Regions from separate parts of the Homo sapiens genome. Here region 2 is linked to region 1. A link is an interaction called in ENCODE POLR2A ChIA-PET data of the cell type or tissue named here. Cell type or tissue: PC-9. All regions are shown on one strand. Each heading gives the region's core, and the rest is flanking DNA. Links, peaks and the distances in the headings are about the cores only.

The links. ChIA-PET counts read pairs that join two places held together with the same protein. Peaks named below come from ENCODE experiments on the same cell type or tissue, not always from the same donor. Only the 100,000 strongest peaks of a DNase experiment are listed, where the experiment ranks them.
Region 2: POLR2A ChIA-PET joins it to region 1 with 14 read pairs; 2 of 35 experiments call an interaction of 5 or more read pairs at or near these places.

The regions. Positions count from the first base shown.
Region 1 is chr21:36,653,414-36,664,194 of GRCh38, reverse strand. The region is part of intron 1 of LOC105369308 (a long non-coding RNA gene); the gene reads left to right. Among named protein-coding and RNA genes, the nearest start is that of SIM2, 40 kb to the left of the region's middle. RefSeq lists enhancers at 4,073-4,572, 4,573-5,074. In PC-9, for the core only: a CTCF peak has its summit at 2,123; DNase peaks (open chromatin) are centred at 2,524, 5,104 and 7,814; H3K27ac peaks cover 4,987 bases.
Region 2 is chr21:36,995,262-37,006,042 of GRCh38, reverse strand. No RefSeq gene overlaps it. Among named protein-coding and RNA genes, the nearest start is that of RIPPLY3, 6.0 kb to the left of the region's middle. In PC-9, for the core only: a CTCF peak has its summit at 5,569; no DNase peak of the experiment used is centred there.

The DNA.
Region 1 (10,781 bases), core at 1,182-9,181:
CGGGGGATTTGTCCCACATCATTGTGCTATCACCCCGAGTCTGTGAGCTCTGGAAGAGCAGCTGCCAGGCTTGCAATAATCTCTGCAGTAACCCCGGGCTACTGTCAGCACACCACAAATACTCAAGGGACTGAATGAAAGAGGTGGAATCCATCATTCTTTCTTTATTTCCTTGGCTTGAATCCCGCCTTTCATATTCATATTCATATCATATTCCATTTCTGATCTGTTTTTTATATTAAAAGTGTCATCACAAAAATTTAGCTGGGTCATTGCCGTCCCCTTCTAGTTGAGCATTTTGCTATTTTAATGCAAAAATAACTCTTTGAGGGAGAGGTGAACAAAGCTGTTAGATAAAATTAATTGGAGTCATTAAAAGTGAGTAAGTTTTTTTGGGAAAACCAGATTTTAGGGGCCAGTCCGGGGAAGCTCTGCAGGGGAGCAGCAGCTCCCGGGGTTCACCCCGCATTGCTCTCTGCTTTGTTCTGTGACCGCTGGGCTGTGGCAGCTGACTGGTGGTTCTCACTGGTAGCTGCTTAGTGGCGGTGACATATTAATTGAACCTCACTATTTCCAGGTGTGTGGCACACTCCAGGGTCACCAGTGCAGGGGGTTCATGTGTGTTCAATTACTGCTGCGATATGAAGGAATGCAACATGTCATTGTTCAAGTGTCAATTACCACCCCTCGCGGGGCTGCCTGAAAACTAAACCAATCAGCCCCTTCCCTGTGGAGCGTGTTCTGTTTGGGCTTGAAACGCTGTAAAGCACGCTGTAAACCATGTGCGTGTTCTCGAGAAACAGGGAAGAAACAGAGAGCCGAGAGGGGAAGGGCTAAAGGGCTGGTAAATTTATCTGGAAAGTTCAGGCATGTTCCCATTTATTTCCAGAAGGCACTAGGCAGTGTACAGGATATAAGATTGGAATTACAAAGTCACAGAGAGCTGAAATGATTCACTCAAGGATGCAACTATTTGCTAGGGGCCAGAGATGATGAAATATCTGTCGTTGTATATACCGGAGTTTTTATATGAAGCTAGTTTATGGACTTTACTTTTTTTTTTTTTTGAGACAGGGTCTTGCTCTGTCTCCCAGGCTGGAGTGCACTGGCACAATCATGACTCACTGCAGCCTCGACGTCCTGGACTCCAGCAATCCTCCTGCCTCAGCCTCCGGAGCAGCTAAGACTTCAGGCATGAACCACCACGCCTGGCTAATTTTTTTTGTAATTTTTATAGAGATGGGTCTCACTATATTGCCCAGGTTGGTGTCAAACTCCTGAGCTTAAGCAATCTTCCTGCCTCAGCCTCTGAAAGTGCTGGGATTACAGGTATGACCCACAGTGCCTGGCCAACCATATATATATATATATATATATATATATATATATATATATATATATATATGTATATGTGTGTATATATATATATATATGTATGTGTATATATATATGTAGGCCAACCATATATATATATATGTATGTGTGTGTGTATATATATATGTATGTGTATATATATATATATATATATATATATATATATATTTTTTTTTTTTTTTTTTTTTTTTTTTTTTTTGAGATAGAGTCTTGCTCTGTCACCCAGGCTGGAGTGCAGTGGCACGATCTCAGCTCACTGCAACCTCCGCCTCCAGGATTCAAGCAATTCTCCTGCCTCAGCCTCCTGAGTAGCTGGGATTATAGGCGCACGCCACCCTGCCCAGCAAATTTTTGTATTTTTTTTAGTAGAGATGAGGTTTCACCATGTTGGCCAGGCTGGTTTCGAACTCCTGACCTCAAGTGATCCGCCTGCCTCAGCCTGCCTTGGCCTTCCAGAGTGCTGGGATTACAGGCATGAGCCACCGCTCATTTTACATTTTACATTTTAAATGTTTATAGCTAGCATTTACGTGAAGTGCAGAAATATACAATTATCTGCAAGTCTTGGCCCCATGTATATTAATCTAAAGTTGTGATAATGTGGCAATTGAAACATGAAATTAATTTATGTAAAACGTTGAAAAAAGCGAAGGTCTTCTGCCTGCTCCTGCTGTTGTGAACTGTCACCGAATCCTTTCCCCTTTGGATTTATTCGGACCGGCACGAGGCCATGACACACCAAGCCTGTCCCAGGAGGCCCCCTGTTGGAGGGATTGTTCTTTCCTTCCTTCCTTTTTTAAAAGGCATTTTTCTTAGAAGCCAGGAATGGTTATTATAATTAGTATTTATTATACTGTCTTCCTTCCTCAAAGTCACAGTGATCAATCATGTTTACCCTCCTTTAGTGCTGCCCTGTATGGAATAGATATTATCCGCCTTTTTCATAGCAACAAAAAGAGGGTTAACATTCTCATCCCAGGTCACCTGACGAATTATTCCATACTGGAAATCAAAGTGGCTTCAGCTCCACCACTGCTTAGACAAACAAGCCGCATTCCCACTCTCCATTCTTTCACTCTGGGGTGCTGGTAACCCTCTTTTGTTGACCTCTGTGTTTGTTCATCAGTGAGCAAATACTTGTCAAATACCTACTTTTAAATCTGTTCATTGTTGGTTGAAAGAATACAGATCAAATTCCAAACCTCAAAACCACACTGAACTCTTCTCCATAGGAAAAGTGGTCCTTGTTGGCCACTTTGATTTCATGCCGATTTCTTTTCTTTTTCTTCTTCTTCTTTTTTTTTTTTTTTTTTTTTTGACGGCATGATCTCTGTTCACTGCAAGCTCCGCCTCCCGGGTTTATGCCATTCTCCCACCTCAGCCTCCCAAGTAGCTGGGACTACAGGCGCCCACCACCACACCCAGCTAATTTTTTTGTATTTTTAGTAGAGGCGGGGTTTCACCGTGTTAGCTAGGATGGTCTCGATCTCCTGACCTCATGATCCGCCCACCTTGGCCTCCCAAAGTGCCCATTTCTTATTCTTTCTCCTTCCTTCCTTCCTTCCTTCCTTCCTTCCTTCCCTCCCTCCCTCCCTCCCTCCCTTCTTTCTTTCTTTCTTTCTTTCTTTCTTTCTTTCTTTCTTTCTTTCTTTCTTTCTTTCTTTTTTCTTCCTTTCTTCCTTTCTTCCTTTTCTTTTTTTTTGACAGAGTCTTGCTCTGTTGCCCAGGCTAGATAGAGTGCAGTGGCGTGATCTCAGCTCACTGCAACCTCCGCCTCCTGGGTTCAAGAGATTCTCCTGCCTCAGCCGCCCAAGTATCTGGGATTACAGGTGCCTGCCACTGCCCCCGGCTAATTTTTGTATTTTTAGTAGAGACGGGGTTTCACCACCTTCATCAGGCTGGTCTGAAACTCCTGACCTCGTGATCCACTTGCCTTGGCCTCCCAAAGTGCTGGGATTACAGGCGTGAGCCACCGCGCCCGGCCCTTTCCCCTCTTTCTACATCTCTTCCTTTAGTCCTTCCCTTCACAAAGCCTCTGTGTAATCACGTTGCCTTTCCCCTGGAATCTGGACGTCGGCTGCCGAATACATTGAACCCTATGGCACTGCTACTATTCAACGATTCTTAGCTCAAGGCTGCTTGAGCTGTAGCTTGTGCCATTGTAATCAGACTGCACAATACCTGGAAAAGAATTTTTAAAACAACACAATGCCATACAAATCTAAGGTGTGTGTTACTGCTTTTAATATTAATGTAACTACCTCACTTGTTGCTGGATTATCAACAAATGAGGTAGTTGCTTTAATTATCAACTTTCATTGATAATTTACTCATGAGAGCCCTCAATGAGGATCCTTCAAAAGAGCCATGTTCTCCCCTTTTGTGGGTGGTAAGTGGGACCTGATCAGGAAGGAGCACAGCTGGGTGTGCCCTCGTGGACTCTCAGGTGGACAGAAATTGGATGAGCGCCCTGTTGTGGATTGGCCGACCTAAGAGAGAGCAGGTGTCCCTGAGGGTAAGGCCTCCTGCCTGCCCAATTCATGCACCAGCAGTTAGGCTGCCATGTTGTCCTCATTACCCGAGAGCAAATCTCTTTCTACATAACTACAACTGCATTAATTTATTAAAATATAGCACAAGGTAAAGGAGAGAATCTGCTCTGATTCTCTGCCCTTGCTTGGGTTTCCATGGCTGGAATTTGCAAGCTGCTAAAGAAGACACAGCCCCACACACAAAACGGCTGAGAGGAAGACTTTTTGGGCTATCAGGCTGGGCTGAGCTGGAGCCCAGGGGAGTGAGCTGGTGCATGGGGCCCACAGCCTGGTGCCTCTGATTTTCTGATGACCTGGGCTCCAAGGTGGTAGTTGGCATGACCATGTTAATCAAACAGTTCAATAAAAATTCACTGAGGCCAGGTGTGGTAGCTCACACCTGTAATCCCAGCACGTTGGGAGGCCGAGGCAGGTGGATCACAAGGTCAGGAGTTTAAGACCAGCCTGGCCAAGATGGTGAAACCCCATCTCTACTAAAAATACAAAAATTAGGCCGGGCGCAGTGGCTCACTCCTGTAATCCCAGCACTTTGTGAGGCTGAGGCGGGCGGATCACAGGGTCAGGAGATCGAGACCATCCTGGCCAACACAGTGAAACCCTGTCTGTACTAAAAACACAAAAAATTAGCCAGGCGTGGTGGTAGGTGCCTGTAGTCCCAGCTACTCGGGAGGCTGAGGCAGGAGAATGGCGTGAACCCAGGAGGTGGAGCTTGCAGTGAGCTGAGATCGCGACATTGCACTCCAGCCTGGGCAACAGTGCGAAACTCCATCAAAACACACACACACACACACACACACACACACACACACACACACACAATATTAGCTGGGCATGGTGGCGGGCACCTGTAAAACCAGCTACTCAGGAAGCTGAGGCAGAGAATTGCTTGAACTCGGGAGGCAGAGGTTGCAGTGAGCCGAGACTGCACCACTGCACTCCAGCCTGGGCGACAGAGTGAGACTCCGTCTCAAAAGAAAAAAAAAATTCACTGAATGGGCTTATTAACAATCCCAGCCCTTGTCTCATACATGGTCTCAATTCAGAAAGCCTTTTCCTCCCTGTTATCTGGCTTGTGCAACGTTCACATGACCTGTCTTAGCCCAAGTCCCCAAGAAAACAGAGCCTGAGGCAAGGATTAAGGGCAAAGGCTTTATTTGAAAGGTGCACTCTTTGGGCAGTGAGAGTGTGGTCAAGGGGAAGTGAGGCAAGCAGGATGGGACGCAATGCAGCATGCCGTGTAGACAGAGGCCATTGCCTGGCAGGTATACTCATCAGCTCCATGGAGTGTCCCCAGATGGGCTGTGTGGAGTAACTGTGTTGAAGAGTAATAATTAGAGGGAGAAAGAGAGAAGGCTCTTGTCTGCTAGGCTTCCTCCAATCTCCTGCGTCCCATTGGCCCAAGTCCACACACTGGGAGATTAACTCCCCTGTACTATCAATTGCCTCATCCAGTTCCTTCCCCAGCCAGGGAGAAGCCAGATCCCATATCCTATGGTGTGGATTTCATCTGAGCCCCCACACACCAGAAGGAGCTAGAGATTCTGGGTGTGGAGCTGGTTGATTTCAGGCAGTAAAATCACATGGGCCCAAGGAAGTTGATCACCCATGGAGGCAGAACCCACAGATGAGGGCCTGGGGGAAGGGGAGGCTGAGAGAACCTGAGGAGTACATTAAGTGTGTCCAATACACGAGTCCACTCGAATGTCAATTAATAAATATTTATTAAGTGCCTCCTCAGCTCAGGGCTTCTGAGGACAAATCACACATGGAACATTAATTACAGATGCAATCAGGGGATTCCCACCTGTAGGATGGTCCAGGGGTAAGATACATGCCCAAGAGCATAAATAAAGTACCACGGCATCCAGGGGAGAGGGAATGTCTGCTAAACAATGCTGGACACACTCACTTGTTTCCAAAAGCTTATTAGTGCTACAAGCCTCAAGATTGAGCTGCTGGTGCTATCCAGGTATTATTTAACCTTATTTCATTTTTAAATTTGTATTTATTTATCTTTATATAATAAATAAATAAAAATATTTATAAATATATAAATATATAAAAAATAAATAAAAATATATTTTTATAAATAAAATTTATTTTATATAATAAATAAATAAATAAAATAATAAATAAATAAATAAATAAAGACGGAGTCTCGTGCTGTTGCCCAGGCTGGAATGCAGTGGTGCGATCCCGACTCACTGCAACCTCTGCCTCCTGGGTTCAAGTGATTCTCCTGCCTCAGCCTCCTGAGTAGCTGGGATTACAGACGCCTGCCACCATGCCCAGCTAACTTTTGTTTTTTTTTTTTTTTTAGTAGAGACAGGGTTTTACCATCTTGGCCAGGCTGGTCTTGAGCTCCTGACCTTGTGATCTACCCGCCTTGGCCTCCCAAATGCTGGGATTACAGGCGTGATTTTTTAACTTTTATTTTAAATTCAGGGATAAAAGCGCAGGTTTGTTACATAGGTAAACTTGTGTCATGGGAATTTGTTGTAGAGAATATTCCATCACCCAGGTATTAAGCCTCATACCTATGGGTTATTTTTCTTCATCCTCTCCCTCCTCCCACCCTCCACCCTCAGAAAGGCCCAGTGTGTGTGGTTCCCCTCTATGTGTCCATATGTTCTCATCATTTAGCTCCCACTTAAAAATAAGAACAGGCAGTAGTTGGTTTTCTGTTTCTGCATCGGTTTGCTAAGTATAATGGCCTCCAGCTCCATCCATGTCCCTGAAAAGGACATGATCTTGTTCCTTTTTATGGCTGTATAGTATTCCATGGTATAAATGTACCATATTTTCCTTGTCCAGTCTATCATTGATGGACATTTAGGTTGATTCCATGTCTTTGCTATTGTGAATGGTGCTGCAATGAAAATACATGTGCATGTGTCTTTGTGATAAAATGATTTATATTCCTTTGGGTATATACCCAGTAATGGGATTACTGGGTCAAATGGTATTTCTGGCTCTAGGTCTTTGAGGAATTGCCACACTGTCTTCCACAATGGGAGTGTAAAGTAGAACTAATTTACACTCCCACCAGCAGTGTATAAGCATTCCTTTTTCTCTACAACCTCATCAGCATCTGTTATTTTTTGACTTTTTTTTTTTTTTTTGACGGAGTCTCGCTCTGTCGCCCAGGCTGGAGTGCAGTGGTGCAATCTCAGCTCACTGCAACCTCCGCCTTCCAGGTTCAAGTGATTCTCCTGCCTCAGCCTCCTGAGTAGCTGGGATTACAGATGCATGCCACCACGCCCAGCTAATTTTTATATTTTTAGTAGAGACTAGGTTTCATCATGTTGGTAGGCTGGTCTCGAACTCCAAACCTTGTGATCCACCCACCTCGCCCTCCCAAAGTGCTGGGATTACAGGCGTGAGCCACCAAGCCCAGCCTGTTTTTTGACTTTTTAAAAATAGTCATTCTGACTGGTGTTACATGGCATCTCATTGTGGTTTTGATTTGCATTTCCACAATGATCAGTGATTTTGAATTTTTCATATGCTTGTTGGTTGCATGTAAGTCTTCTTTTGAAAAGCGTCTGTTCATGTTCTCTCCACACTTTTTAATGAAGTTGCTTGTTTTTTTTTTCTTGTAAATTTTTAACCCTGTTTTAAATAGCAGAAATAAATGCATTTCTAGAATGCCATTTCATTGGTCACTGATTCAATAGAGATTTGTTGAGAACGTATTATGGCCTGGCCACGTGCTAGATGCTTTCTCAAATTGTCTTATTGGGTACTCACCCCTGCCCTGTGGAGTAAGTTTATCAGCCCTGTTTTATAGTTGAAGAGATTATGGCTTAGACAGGTTAGGTAACTTGCCCAAGGTCACGCAGGTTTTAGGAAGCAAAGCTGGGATTTTTTTTTCCCTGCGTTTCTGGCCGTATGGTATGAGGAAGTGAATGTGGGGCACAGTGAATGCCCACTTGGGTGCTGATCCACTCAACAGGGGTGTATTGAGTAACACAACTGTGACTCAAACACCATGTCAGTGAGCACCAGGTGCTGACGGGCTTCCGTGGCATGCAGGTGAGCCAAATAAAAAGTGGCTTAAAATCTAAACTGGCTCTCGCTGGCACCTGATTTTTTTTTTTAAGTAAATTAATTTTGCTGCTTAGGTTTTGTTTGAAGAATGTTAAAAGGGACAAACGTGTTGGGATTTGGCAGCCCAGTTTTGCTTAATAAAGAGACAAGAGGGTGAAGGTGAGTGTGGGGTGGAGGGAAGCATAGGATGGAAAACCTGGCCCCACAGAGCTGGACAGTGACAAATCCAGGGTTGAGGAGGTGATAAGGGAATCATAGCTCAATGCAGCCTTGAATTTCTGGGCTCAAACAGTCCTGCCTCAGCCTCTGGAGTAACTGAGACTACAGGTGTGAGCCATAATCCATGGATACATTTTGCAGAGACAGGTCTTCTTACACTGCCCAGGCTGGTCTTGAACTCCTGGCCTCATGATCCCCACACTTTGACCTCCCAAAGCACTGGAGTTAGAGGCATGAGTCACTGCACCTGGCCAGGATAAGCTTTGAGCAGTGGTCTGTGAGATCTGCTCTTGACCTGGGAGCCCACCTGTGGATGGAGAATGGGAACTGGTAAACAGGATTCCCAGGACACTGAGAGCCACAGCAGTGCAAAGCTGACACCCAAACTGGAGTTGAGCAGAGCCAAACGGGGGAGTCAGAGCTCAGGGAGTTTAGGTACGCTTAAAGATCCCCTTTCCAAGCATTGTTCTGTTGCAGAGGCCTCCCATCTTTAAGAGCTAGAAGACGAGTCTGAATACGAGTCAAAATGCACAAAACAGGAGGCCCTTGTTGGGATAATCAAGAGGGATCAGGTTTGCCAAGGAGTCTTCAGCGCATGGTGGTTTGTGAAAGCAACCTAATGAGAGAAGCCAAACCATTGGCATCATGGACTTCTTCACTGCTTCAAGACCAGGTCTTTCTGCTGGCCAGTCTTGATCAGATCCAACACTTGCCTTGCCCCAGATCCTGGTTCAAGTGCTTCCCTATCGACCACAGCATGGAGGGCAAGGAGTTCCTGTCCAGTCCATCGGCGTGAGTTTGGAATGTTATTTCCCAGTAATCAGAGTGTCTCCCAGGAGCTTGGGCAGGGAGAGGGGATGGAATTGGGAGAGAAGTTCCTTCCGCAGCTTTACCCCCACCCCTGGGGTGAACCAAGTCCAGACCCTGGATCTCTTTCTCTACCAGCTTCTTCTCTTTCTTGCTTCCCCAGAAGGTGCTGCGGGCACGTCTCCATCACCCCAGGCTGGCTGTAGATCAAGGCAGCAGTCGGGAAATCCCTCCTTTTGGAGTCACTGAGGCCTTTCCGTGGAGCCCCCTCCCCCTTGACAAATAAACCAAGGCATGGAGATCATTACACTGCACATTATTAGGCAAAATTGGATTAATTAACCTCGTCTGGCCTCTCAGCTTGGGAGACAGAAAAACGAGGTCTACTTCAAAAGCAGCATTTTGAAAATGTCAGCCATGACTTGGTGATAAATATTTATAAATATATATGCTGCGTATCAACAGGGTGGCCAGTGTATTTTTACATGTAAGTACACAAAGGCACTCTGTTGTTACCACGCATTCAAAGCAGGAGCCTTGAAAGAGCCATTATGGCTTGGGCTATGAATGTTTATTAAGAATAATATGCAAAACCGGGCCCTGGCTGAATGAGCCCATTGACGGGTATCAGAGCAGCCAGCCCGGCACGGCAGATCGTCAGGAATGATAATCATGTTCCTACCAGGACTTGGCCCTGGCCGGGAGAGTGATGTGGTGTGTTGGCGGCCCTTGCCGCTTCTGGTCGCGGGTGTTTGTTCTGGAAACGTTGACTTAGGGCTTGACCGCGTCCTGAAACCGTGGCACTCAGGCCCAGAGTCACGGATCCATGTAAAGGATTTTTCCCGTGATGGAGCTCCAGGGAGTAATGGGAGGCCTAGATGCACGTTCCAACTAAATTGCTTCCTCCTCCCTGTCCTGGGAGTGGAAACATTTCTTAACGGGTTTTCAGCAGCAGTCCCTTTCCAGCCTATCCCCTGCTTTTCTTGTTAGAGACTTTTTCAGCTTCATCCCTCTGGGCATCCCAAGATCTCTTCCTCATTTTAGGGGACTTTCCATTCATTTATTCAACCAACAGTTATTGAATGCCTACTGTGTGCCCACATGGACCCAGGAGTAAGATAGGAGAAGGTAAACACACAGTCCCTACAAGTCCTTCTGGAAGGAGCCATGAAAATGCAGGTAGACAAACCACACTGATGATTTAAACACCCAGCAGGCCCAGGCTGGGGAGGGCTAGGTTGGGGGCGGGTGGCGGCAGTTTCAGGATGGGAAGTTCAGGAACCCTCTCCAGCAGCGGCATGGACAGCTGAGGCTGAAAGAGCCCTCCAGGCAGAACATCAAGGGCAGAAGGCCCTTGATAGAGACCAATGGAGGGACCATCAAGGGCAGAAGGCCAGTTAGGTGTGGGCTTGACGTCTTCAAGGACCAGAAAGGTAGAAAGGGGAGCTTAGCAGAAGCCAGCAGGCAGGGCGCACGTGGCTGAAAGCCGGAGGAAGCCCATCTTGGATGTTAGTCTTAGAAAACCAAAGATGGCTCCTGGGATGCTGGTTCCTTGAAATCTGGTGTTACTCATGCTCCCACCGCTGAAAGCACTTGGAGACATCCAGAGATATTTACAAATTATTGATTCAAAGTTGCCATTGTTGATTTATTTACTTAGAAACATCCTGGGGGAAAAAAAACATGGTCCGTGGATTTTGGGTGTTTTCCCCTGTTCTGTAGTGAGTTTGAGCTTAACTCTGTCTGCCATAACATTTGTCATCACAGAGCTGGATAGGA
Region 2 (10,781 bases), core at 1-8,000, 340 kb before region 1:
GCACCGGCCTTGCCTTCGGTGCTGGACAGTGGGCTCCCGGACGCCCCGACGCCAGGGCTCGAACCCGTGGCGAAGCGGGTGGGGTGGGGCGCGGCGACCCTTCCAGGAGACAGAAGGCCAGGAATGGAACCGAGCAAGAGGGGTGCTACGAGCGCACCCTTCCCACCGATGGCGGCCTTGGAAAGAATGCGAATTTTTAATAAAGCCTGGAGCGGCGGGCTTCTCCTTCGGTTAGCCCCAGCCAGGCTTAGAAAGGGCCTCCCGACCAGCAGAAGCGACCTTGCCCGACCCTGGGGACACTTCCCCGGGCGTCGCTGGAGCGCCGCTGCCACCATCACCAGCGCACGGCCAGGGTGGGAGAAAGCGGTTTCACACGTAGAGCACTGCGACAGAACACCGAAGGCGCTGGAGGGCCTTCAACTACCCCGGGCTCCTCAGGGGTAGTTACTTTATATAATTTAAGTTACTGTGATGGATGTTAAAAAATCGAAGAACTAGGCCAGGCGCGGTGGTTCTCACCTGTAATCCCAGCACTTTGGGAGACCGAGGCAGGTGGATGGATCACTTGAAGTCAGGAGTTCGAGATCAGTCTGGCCAATATGGTGAAACCCGTCTCTACTAAAAATAAAAAAATTAGCCGGGCGTGGTGGCAGGCTCCTGTAATCCCAGCTACTTGGGAGGCTGAGGCAGGAGAATGGCTTGAATCTGGGAGGCGGAGGTTGCAGTGAGCCGAGAGTGTGCCACTGCACTCCAGCGTGGGAGACAGAGAGAGATTCCCTTTCCAAAAAAAAAAAAAAAAATCGAAGAACTTCCGCAAGGCGCGGTGGTTCATGCCTGTAATCCCAGCACTTTGGGAGGCCCAGGCGGGTGGATCACTTGAGGTCGGGAGTTTGAGACCAGCCTGGCCAACATGATGAAACCCCGTATCCACTAAGAAAAATACAAAAAAATAGCCGGGTGTGGTGGCGGGTGCCTGTAATCCCAGCTACTTGGGAGGCTGAGGCAGGAGAATCGCTTGAACTCGGGAGGCAGAAGTTGCAGTGAGCCGAGATCGCGCCAGTGCACTCTAGCCTGGGCAACAAGAGCCAGACTCTGTCTCAAAAAAAAAAAAAAAAAAAAAATCGAAGAACTTCAGACATTAAAGTGTTTTCACATTTTTTTAATTAAGATTTTGAGCAACAATAATTAAATCTAAATAAAGGCAAACATTTAAGAGGGGGGAATTAATGGGAGGAGGCTAGAAGGAGGCAAAGAACATTAGTGGGCCATATTGCAACAATAAGGTACCATATTTAATCTAAATGCAGAATGGGGTTTTACAAGAACACTGGGCAGGGCGCGGTGGCTCAATCCTGTAATCTGCACACTTTGGGAAGCAGAGGCAGGCAGATCACTTGAGGTCAAGAGTTCCAGACCAGCCTGGCCGGAGTGGTGAAACCCCGTCTCTACAAAAATACAAAAATTAACCAGGCGTGGTGGAGTGGGCCTGTGGTCCCAGCTACTCAGGAGGCTGAGGTGGGAGGATTACCTGAGCTCGAGGAAGTTGAGGCTGCAGTAAGACATGATCACACCACTGCAGCCCAGCCTGGGCCACAGAGTGAGACGCTGTTATTTTTCTCAAATATATATATATATAATTTTTTAAAAAAAGAAAAGAAAATGAAAGAACACTGGGCAACTGGGTGCAGAAGGGGTGTTTTCGTTGTGTTTTTTGTTTGTTTGTTTTTTGAGACAGAGTCTTGCCCTGTTGCCCAGGTTGGAGTGCAGTGGCATGATCACGGCTCACTGCAGCCTCAACCTTCCAGGCTCAAATGATCCTCCCACCTCAGCCTCCCAAGTAGCTAGGACTACAGGTGTACACCACCACGCCTGGCTAGGTGTGGATGTTTTTAAATGAGTGTCTTCTAGGTAGCTGGTGGCAATGCAATGAAAAAGTTTGATAAGGTGTATTGTGTGCCATAAAAATGTTCACCCAGGCCGGGTGTGGTGACACATGTTTGTGGTCCCAGCTACCCAGGAGGCTGAGGTGGGAGGACTGTTTGAACCCAGGAGTTGCAGGCTGCAGTGAGCCATGATCATGCCACTGCACTCCATGTTGGGCCACAGAGCAAGACCCTAAGACCCTGTCTCAAAAAAAGCACAACAAAAATGAAAGTTCACCTTTTGTCCCAGTAATTCTACTTGTGTCTATACTGTAGATGTATTCTGAAATGGGAATGAAGATGTATTTAATCAGAGAGCGCTGCTTACACTGTTGAAAAACTATGTCCAAAAATATGGCAATGATTAAACAAATGACGGTAGAATAGTATGCAGTTAATAAAAATATGTTTACAGAGTTTTGGACAGCATAGGAAAAACATGACCATGTGGAAAGAACAAAACTGTATGCATAGGATGTGAACTATATATTCAAAGGCTACAAATAAAACAGAAGTGCCTGCTGAGTGCTGACATTACCAAAGATTTGGAGGGGCTTTAAAACTTGTTTTCTAAATTTTCAACAATGAATATATTACTTTTTATTGTGGCAAAAGGTACATAACATAAAATTTACCATTTTAACCATTTTCAAATGTACAATTCAGTGGCAATAAATCCACTCACATTGTTGTGCAACCGGCCCCCCATCTCCAGAACTTTTTCATCATCCCAAACCAAACTCTGTACCCGTGAAACAGTAACTCCTCATTCCCCACCCCCTGCCATTGGTAACCACCATTCCGCTTTCTGTATCTATGCATTTGACCATTCCAGGCACCTCACAGAGGTAGAATCATTTGGTCTTTTCTGGAGCATACATTAATTTATAATCCTCCCTCTAACCCTGCAAATCAGGCATTATCCTCAGTTTACAGATTAAGAAACTGGACTTCCCAGAGGTTAAGTAACTGGTACAGAGAAGCAGGACTCGAGTTCCTGTCAGATACCTGGGCTGTAGAAAGTGAATGCCACGGCCAGGCGCGGTGGCTCACCCCTGTAATCCCAGCAGTTTGGAAGGCCAAGGCGGGTGGGTCATGAGGTCAGGAGTTCAAGACCAGCCTGGCCAACACAGTGAAACCCCGTCTCTAATAAAAATACAAAAATTACCCGGGAGTAGTGGCACACGCCTGTAGTCCCACCTACTCGGAGGGCTGAGGCAGGAGGATCGCTTGAACCCGGAAGGCAGAGGTTGCAGTGAGCTGAGACCGCACCATTGCCCTCTAGCCTGGACTGCACAATGAGACTCTGTCTCAAAAAAAAAAAAAAAAGAAAAGAAAAGAAAAAAAAGAAAGTGAGCGCCACTAAAAATAAATTTGAAGGGCTGGGCATGGTAGCTCACGTCTGGAATCCCAGCACTTTGCGAGGCCGAGGCAGGTGGATCACATTAGGTCAGGAGTTTGAGACCAGCCAGGCCAACATGGTGAAACCCTGTCAGTACTTAAAAAAAAAAAAATACAAAAAATTAGCCAGGCGTGGTGGTGTGCACCTGTAATCCTAGCTACTCCGGAGGCTGAGGCAGGAGAATCGCTCGAACCCGGGAGGTGGAAGTTGCAGTAAGCCAAGATTGCATCACTATACACCAGCCCAAATGACAGAGTGAGACTCTGTCTCAAAAAATAAATATAAAATAAAATAAAAATAAATTTAAAGAGCAAAAAGACCAAACTCAGCACCTGCAGGCAGTAGACAGTCTATTTTCTCTCTCTTTTTTTTTTCCTTCGGCCAAGTACAATATAAGACCACCATGGCCAAAGCTGGGACAATTTGAGCAACAAAATAAAGTAATATTTGTTTATAACTCGAGGTATAAAATAAATACTCTTGAGCTTATATTGATATCAGTAAATATTGAATAATTGAAAATATGGGGAGAATAGACAAATTTCCTTAGTAGAAGAATTCCAAATAATTTATGTGGATAATCTGTCCTCGGGGAGGTAGAATGTAGCTACATAAACCATAATTAAAATCCATAATTATGCGTGTTTTTGTTGAAAATGTGTTTAATGAAAAATAAATTTACTGGTAATGTAAAATGAGAGTTTTTTGTTTGTTTGTTTTTTAGTTTTTCTTTTGCAGGTGCAGGAATTAAAATACAGTGAACAAAATAAATTGCCATTGAGGTAGTTGGGAATTCAAAGACCTTTTGTGTTACCAAGTATTTTAAACTATTTCTTAAACTTTGTTTGAGTCCATGGGAGGTCTTTATAATAGAGGAAGTAATTTGGGGAAGGGGTAGAAATCTTAAGAAACTTAATTAGGCCCCTGGCTTATAAACTGGGAAAAATTGCTGAACTTCAAGTGTGTGAAACCCTCTCTGCCCGGGAGTTAAATAAAATGGAGATTCTATTTCTTCTCCTGCTGTCTTTAATTAAAAATTCTTTTTCATATGCTGACTCTCCACTGTTGCCTGGAAACAAAAAGTAAAGATGTCAGCCCTGAAGGTTTCCGGCCTGCCTAGGAAGAGGATCCCAAAACTCAGAACATCTAAGAGGTCAGAATATTTTTACATAAACAGTGCTGAAGACAAGCAGGGAAATGATAATTTCCTTTTCTTCTGTTTAGTTAGACCGTATTTCCTGTTATCTGCTCCTAAGTGTTCTGCAACTCTGAAAGCTGTTTTAGAAGCTACAAGAGGTTGTTACTGCTTTTGATGTTGTTATTTTCTAAAATATTTAAGACCAAAAAAGGATATTTGTATATTTGTTCCATGGGAATAAGAGATATATTTGTTTGGGGTGTTTTTTTTTTAAGTTTTTTGTTTGTTTGTTTTGTTTTGTTTGAGATGGAGTGTCATTCTGTCACACCGGCTGGAGTGCAGTGGCGCAATCTCGGCTCATGGCAACCTCTGCCTCCCGGGTTCAAGCAATTCTCATGCCTCAGCCTCCTGAGTAGCTGGGATTACAGGGGTGTGCCACCACACCCAGCTAATTTTTGTATTTTTAGTAGAAACGGGGTCTCATCATGTTGTTTAGACTGGTCTCAAACTCCTGACCTCAAGAGATCTGCCCGCCTCGGCCTCCCAAAATGCTGGGACTACAGGTGTGAACCACCATGTCCAGCCAAAAGTTATTTATTTTTATTTTTTACAATTGTGGTAAAATACACGTAACATGGAATCTAGCATCTTTACCATTTGAGGTGCACAGTTTAGCAGCATTAGGTACACTCATGCTGCTGTGCTCCCATCACCACCATCTACCCAGAGAACTCTTCATCTTGCAAAGCTGAAACTCTTCAACAGTAACTTCCCACTTCCCCCTTTGCCAGGCCCTGGCAGCCACCATTCTTTCTGTCCTCGTGAGTTTGAGAATTATAGGTACCTCATATAAGTGGAATCTGTGAGTATTTGCCTTTCTTGGCGGATTTATTGCACTCAGCATAATACCCATAAGGTTCATCCATATTGTAGTATAGCTTAGAATTTCTTTCCTTTTTCAGGCTGAGTAATATTCCCTTGTGTGCAGAGACCACATTTTGTTTATCCATTCATCCTCAGTAGATGGACACTTGAGTTGCTTCCACCTTCTGGCTGTTGTGAATAATGCACTATGAACACCATTCCTTCAAGCACCTGCTGTCAGTTCTTTTGGATATATTCTCAGAAATAGAATTGTTAGGTGAAATATACCTGTTTTTGAATCCTTATGTTAAGGCCCACGTTAGCTTTCGGGAAAAAAAAAAGGCCAGGCGCGGTGGCTCACGCCTGTAATTCCAGCACTTTGGGAGGCTGAGGCAGGAGGATCACCTAAGGTCGGGAGTTTGAGACCAGCCTGACCAACATGGAGAAACCCTGTCTCTACTAAAAATACAAAATTAGCCAGGCATGGTGGCGCATACCTGTAATCTCAGCTACTTGGGAGGCTGAGGCAGGAGAATCGCTTGAACCCGGGAGGCGGAGGTTGCGGTGAGCCAAGATCACGCCATTGCACTCTAGCCTGGGCAACAAGAGCAAGATTCCGTCTCAAGAAAAAGAAAAAAGAAAATAAAAGAAAAAAGTTAATTAGCTGGGCATGGTGGTGCACGCCTGTAATCCCAGCTACTTGGGAGGCTGAGGCAGGAGAATCATTTGAACCCGGGAGACGGAGGCTCTGATGAGCCAAGATTGCACCATTGCACTCTAACCTGGGCAACAAGAGTAAAACTCAAACTCAAAAAGAAAAAAAAAAAAGAAGAAGAAGAAGAAGCGTTTCTGCATGACTGCAGACATCCCTAGCTTAACCATGCCATGACTGATGTCTGGAAGCTGGAACCATCTATAGCCCTGGCTTTACCTTCCCTACCCCACTCCCCACAGACCCCCTTCCCTCTGGACTGTTTCTGGCCTGGGAGCCTCCCAGGCACATTCATGTCTCAGGGCCTCTGCCTGCAACACTGTCCTTCCAGACGTCTGCATGGCCTGCCACCTCACCTCCTTCAGGTCTGACTCCGATCTCCTCCGGGGATGACGCCTTCTCTGGACACCTGTTTAAAGCCTCTCTCTCCTTCACACTCACAAAGACACGTGTACCGTGGCATTCCCTAGCCTCCTTCCCTGCTTCAGTTTTCTCCATTACATTTAACATAACCATATTTTTCATATATCTATCACCTTAACTCATTTAACCTACTATTTCTTTTAAGACAGGGTCTCGCTCTGTCACCCAGGCTGGAATGCAGTGGTGCAATCAGGGCTCACTGCAGCCTCAACCTCCTGGGCTCAAGCGATCCTCCTGCCTCAGCCTCCCGAGCAACTGGGACTACAGGTGTACACCACCACACCTGGCTAATTTTTGAATTTTTTTGTAGAGAAGTGGTTTTGCCACATTACCCAGGCTGGCCTGGAATTCCTAAGCTTTAGCAGTTCACCCACCTAAGCCTCCCAAAGTGCTGGGAGCACAGGCGTGAGCCACTGTGCCTGTCCTACTGTCTCTTACCTATTTGTTTTACTTGTTGTCTGCCTTTCCTAGGAGTGTGTCAGTTCCATGAGGGCAGGGGTTTCCTCTGTTTCAGTCACTGCTCAGCTAGCTTCAGAAGAAAATGAAGAAGTACTATGGAGTCGTCCAATTTAATTATGTACTTTGAGCTAACACCCACCATGAGAAAACACGGAAAGCAGAAAGTTTTATCCACAGGTGGCACGTGGTAGGTAGCAGAATCTCACCTCAGGCTGTCCCTGTAGTACACAGGATGTGGCCCTCCTACAGTACATTAAGCAGTGGCCCCCAAAAATCTATGTCTAAGCCCTGCCCCCCAGAACCTGTGAATGTGACCTTACTTGGAAAAAGAGGCTTGGCAGATGCAATTAAATTAGAGACTCCTAGCCAGGCATGTTGGTACACAACTGTAGTCCCAGCTACTCGGGAGGCTGAGGTGGAAGGATCACTTGAGCCCAGGGGTTGGAGGCTGCAGTAAGCTATGATCGCACCACTGCACTCTAGCTTGGGAGATAAAGCAAGACCCTGTCTCTAAAATAACAACAATAAGAAGCAGAAGGAGGAGAAGGAAGAGGAGGAGGAGAAGGAGGAGAAGGAGGTGGTAGCAGGGATCTTGAGAGGAGATCATTCTGGATTTAGGGTGTACTATGGATTGGATATTTGTCCTCTCCCAAACTGTTGTTGAAATTTAATTTTCAATGTAATGGTATTGGGAGGTGGGGCCTTTAACAGGTGATTAGGCCATGAGAGTTCTGCCCTCATGGATGGGTTTAATGCCCTTAAAAAAAAGGCTGTCAGGAGTGGGTTCTCACTCTTATACCCTTTTGCTTTGTAAGGAACAGCGTTCCTCCCCGTATTCAAGGCACCATCTTGGAAGCAGAGACCAGGCCCTCACCAGACACCAATCCTACCAGTGCCTTGACCTTGGGCTTCCTAGCCTCTAGAATTGTATGAAATCCATTTCCTTTTTTTTTTTTTTTATCATTACCTAGTCTCTGGCATTGTATTACAGCAGCACAAAACAGACTAACACAGGGTGGAACCTAAATCCAATGACAGGCGTCCTCATAAGAAAAAGGCGGAAGGAGATTGGAAACACAGAGACACACGGAGAAGACAGCCATGAGAAGACAGACACAGAGACTGGAGTGAAGCCTCTAGGAGCCAAGGAACACAAGGTCTGCTGGCAACATCAGATGCAAGGAGAGGGAGAGGGGCATGGGACTGATTCTCCCCGAGAGCCTCTTCAAGGAAACAACGCTGCAGGCACCTGGGTTTCAGACTTCAGGCCCCAGAGCTGTGAGACAAGACACTGCTGTTGTTGTAAACCGCCCAGTGTGTGGTCATTTTTTTTTGAGCCGTAGTTTCACTCTGTTGCCCAGACTGGTGTGCAGTGCTGTGGTCTCAGCTCACTGCAACCTCCATCTCCTGGTTCAAGCTATTCTCCTGCCTCAGCCTCCTGAGTAGCTGGGACTACAGGTGCGCACCACCACACCTGGCTATTTTTGTCTTTTCAGTAGAGACGGGGTTTCACCATGTTGCACAGGCTGGTCTCAAACTCCTGGCCTCAAGTGATCCATCCACCTCGGCCTCCCAAAGTGCTGGGATTACAGGTGTGAGCCACCGCGCCTGGCCTGGTCCCTGAGTTTGTCAATGTAATGAGATTCACTCTTCTAGTTGTTTCTATAGGAAAACAGAAGAAACTCCTATTCGTTACATATTGCCTGGGCACATACAGTGCCATGTGGGAAAAAAAAATGGACAAAGCAAATCAGGAAAGCCAGACCTACAGATCTCAGAGCTAGAAGAGAACTTCAGTCTCATTCCTGGTTCATCTTTTCATTTTGCAGACAAGATAATGGAAGCTGAGGCGGAGACATGTCCACTGCATTAATAATAGCTACTGTAGTAACTATAACTTTAACATTTATTGAGCATGTACTGTGTGCCAGGACTGTGGTTTGTGGATTTTAATTTACTCAGTCCTGACAATAAGCATGTAAGAGAGAAAGTAGGTTATCCATATTTTGAGGAGAGGAAACCAAGTCATAGAGAAGCTCAATCATTACTTCAAAGTCACCCCGAAGATCAGGAGTGTGATGTGAAGCCAGCCAGGCTTGCTGCAGAGTCTGGGACTTAGCAGGTGTGCTCCACAGAAGACCAGACTCGTTCTGTGAGCTGTCAGGATTGATCTCCCATCACAGGTACACTGGCTTTCTGGGGGAAAGACATGAAAGATAAATTGTAGATGGCCAACCAACCTATTAATAAGCTGAGCAGCAGAGGCCATGGAGAAGATCACAAACACATGGTTAAAAAGTCATCCAGGCTGGGTGCGGTGGCTCACGCCTGTAATCCCAGCACTTTGGGAGGCTGAGGTGGGTGGATCATGAGGTCAGGAGATTGACAACATCCTGGCCAACATGGTGAAACCCTGTCTCTACTAAAAATATAAAAATTAGCCAGGCGTGGTGGTGCACACCTGTAATCCCAGCTACTCAGGAGGCTGAGGCAGAATTGCTTGAACCCGGGAGGCAGAGGTTGCAGTGAGCCAAGATTGCACCACTGCACTACTCCAGCCTGACAGAGCGAGACTCCATCTCAAAAAAACAAAACAAAACAAAACAAAAAAACAGTCATCTTCTGTCATCTCTCAATTCATAGAGAATGGGCTGCGAGCAAGATGTGGAACTCATTTTTTTCTTTTTCTCTCTTTTTTTTTTTTTTTTGAGACAGGGTCTCGCTCTGTCACCCAGGCTAGAGTGCAGTGGTGTCATCATGGCTTACTGCAGCCTCGACCTCCTTGGCTCGAGAGATCCTCCCACCTCAGCCTCCCAAGTAGTTGAGACTACAGGTATGTACCACCATGCCTACTTTTTAAATTTTCTGTAGAGATGGAGTCTCACTATAATGCCTGAGTTGGTCTCAAACTCCCGGACTCAATTGATCCTCCCGCCTCAGCTTCCCAAAGTCCTGGGATTACAGGCATGAGCCACCATGCTCCCGGCCTGGAACTGAAAGACCAATCCTGAATGAAAACTAGTCAGGCTGTGGGTCACACTGAAACTTAGCTTCTGTTCTGATGGGTTGGAATTCAGACCCATCCAGTTTCCTCTGCCTCTCTGGGTTCTTATAGTGTACCTATAGAAAACACTATCTATATTTTGCTCTGCGGCTACAGAAGCATGAAGAATGTGAGGAAGTAAAAGCATTGGTATCCTGGGCATCTATGGCTCCTAGAAATGTACAGGAATTCTTTTCTAACGTTTGAAATAAAGATGAGTAAATATGCCTAGCCCACTGCCCATTTTCTGTGAGTAAATAACTTTGTTCACTTCTAGCCATGGCCTATTTCACCCTTGGCTGTGTACTGATAGAACAATGTCCAGTACATAATAGACAATAAGTGCATTTTATATTCTTTATTTTATTTTATCTTTTTTATGTATTTTATTTTATTTTTCAAGACAGAGTCTTGCTCTGTCGCCCAGACTGGAGTGCAGTGGCGTGATTTCTGCTCACTGCAACCTCCGCCTCCCGGGTTCAAGCGATTCTCATGCCTCAACCTCCTGAGTAGCTGGGATTACATGTGTGCATCACCACACTGGCTAATTTTTGTAATTTTAGTAGAGACGGGGTTTTACCGTATTGCCCAGGCTGGTCTCAAACTCCTGCTCTCAAGAGATCCACCCGCCGTGGCCCCCAAAGTGCTGGGATTACAGACGTGAGCCACTCCACCCGGCCGAAATACAGTTATATTATTTTCTTATCAGCCTCCCTGCCTTTTACACAAAAGGGAGGTTACTGTATTCCAGATATTTCTATTTCTCTATTAGTATACAAACAGGTCCCTTACTCTTTTTCTTTCTTGCTTCCTCCCAA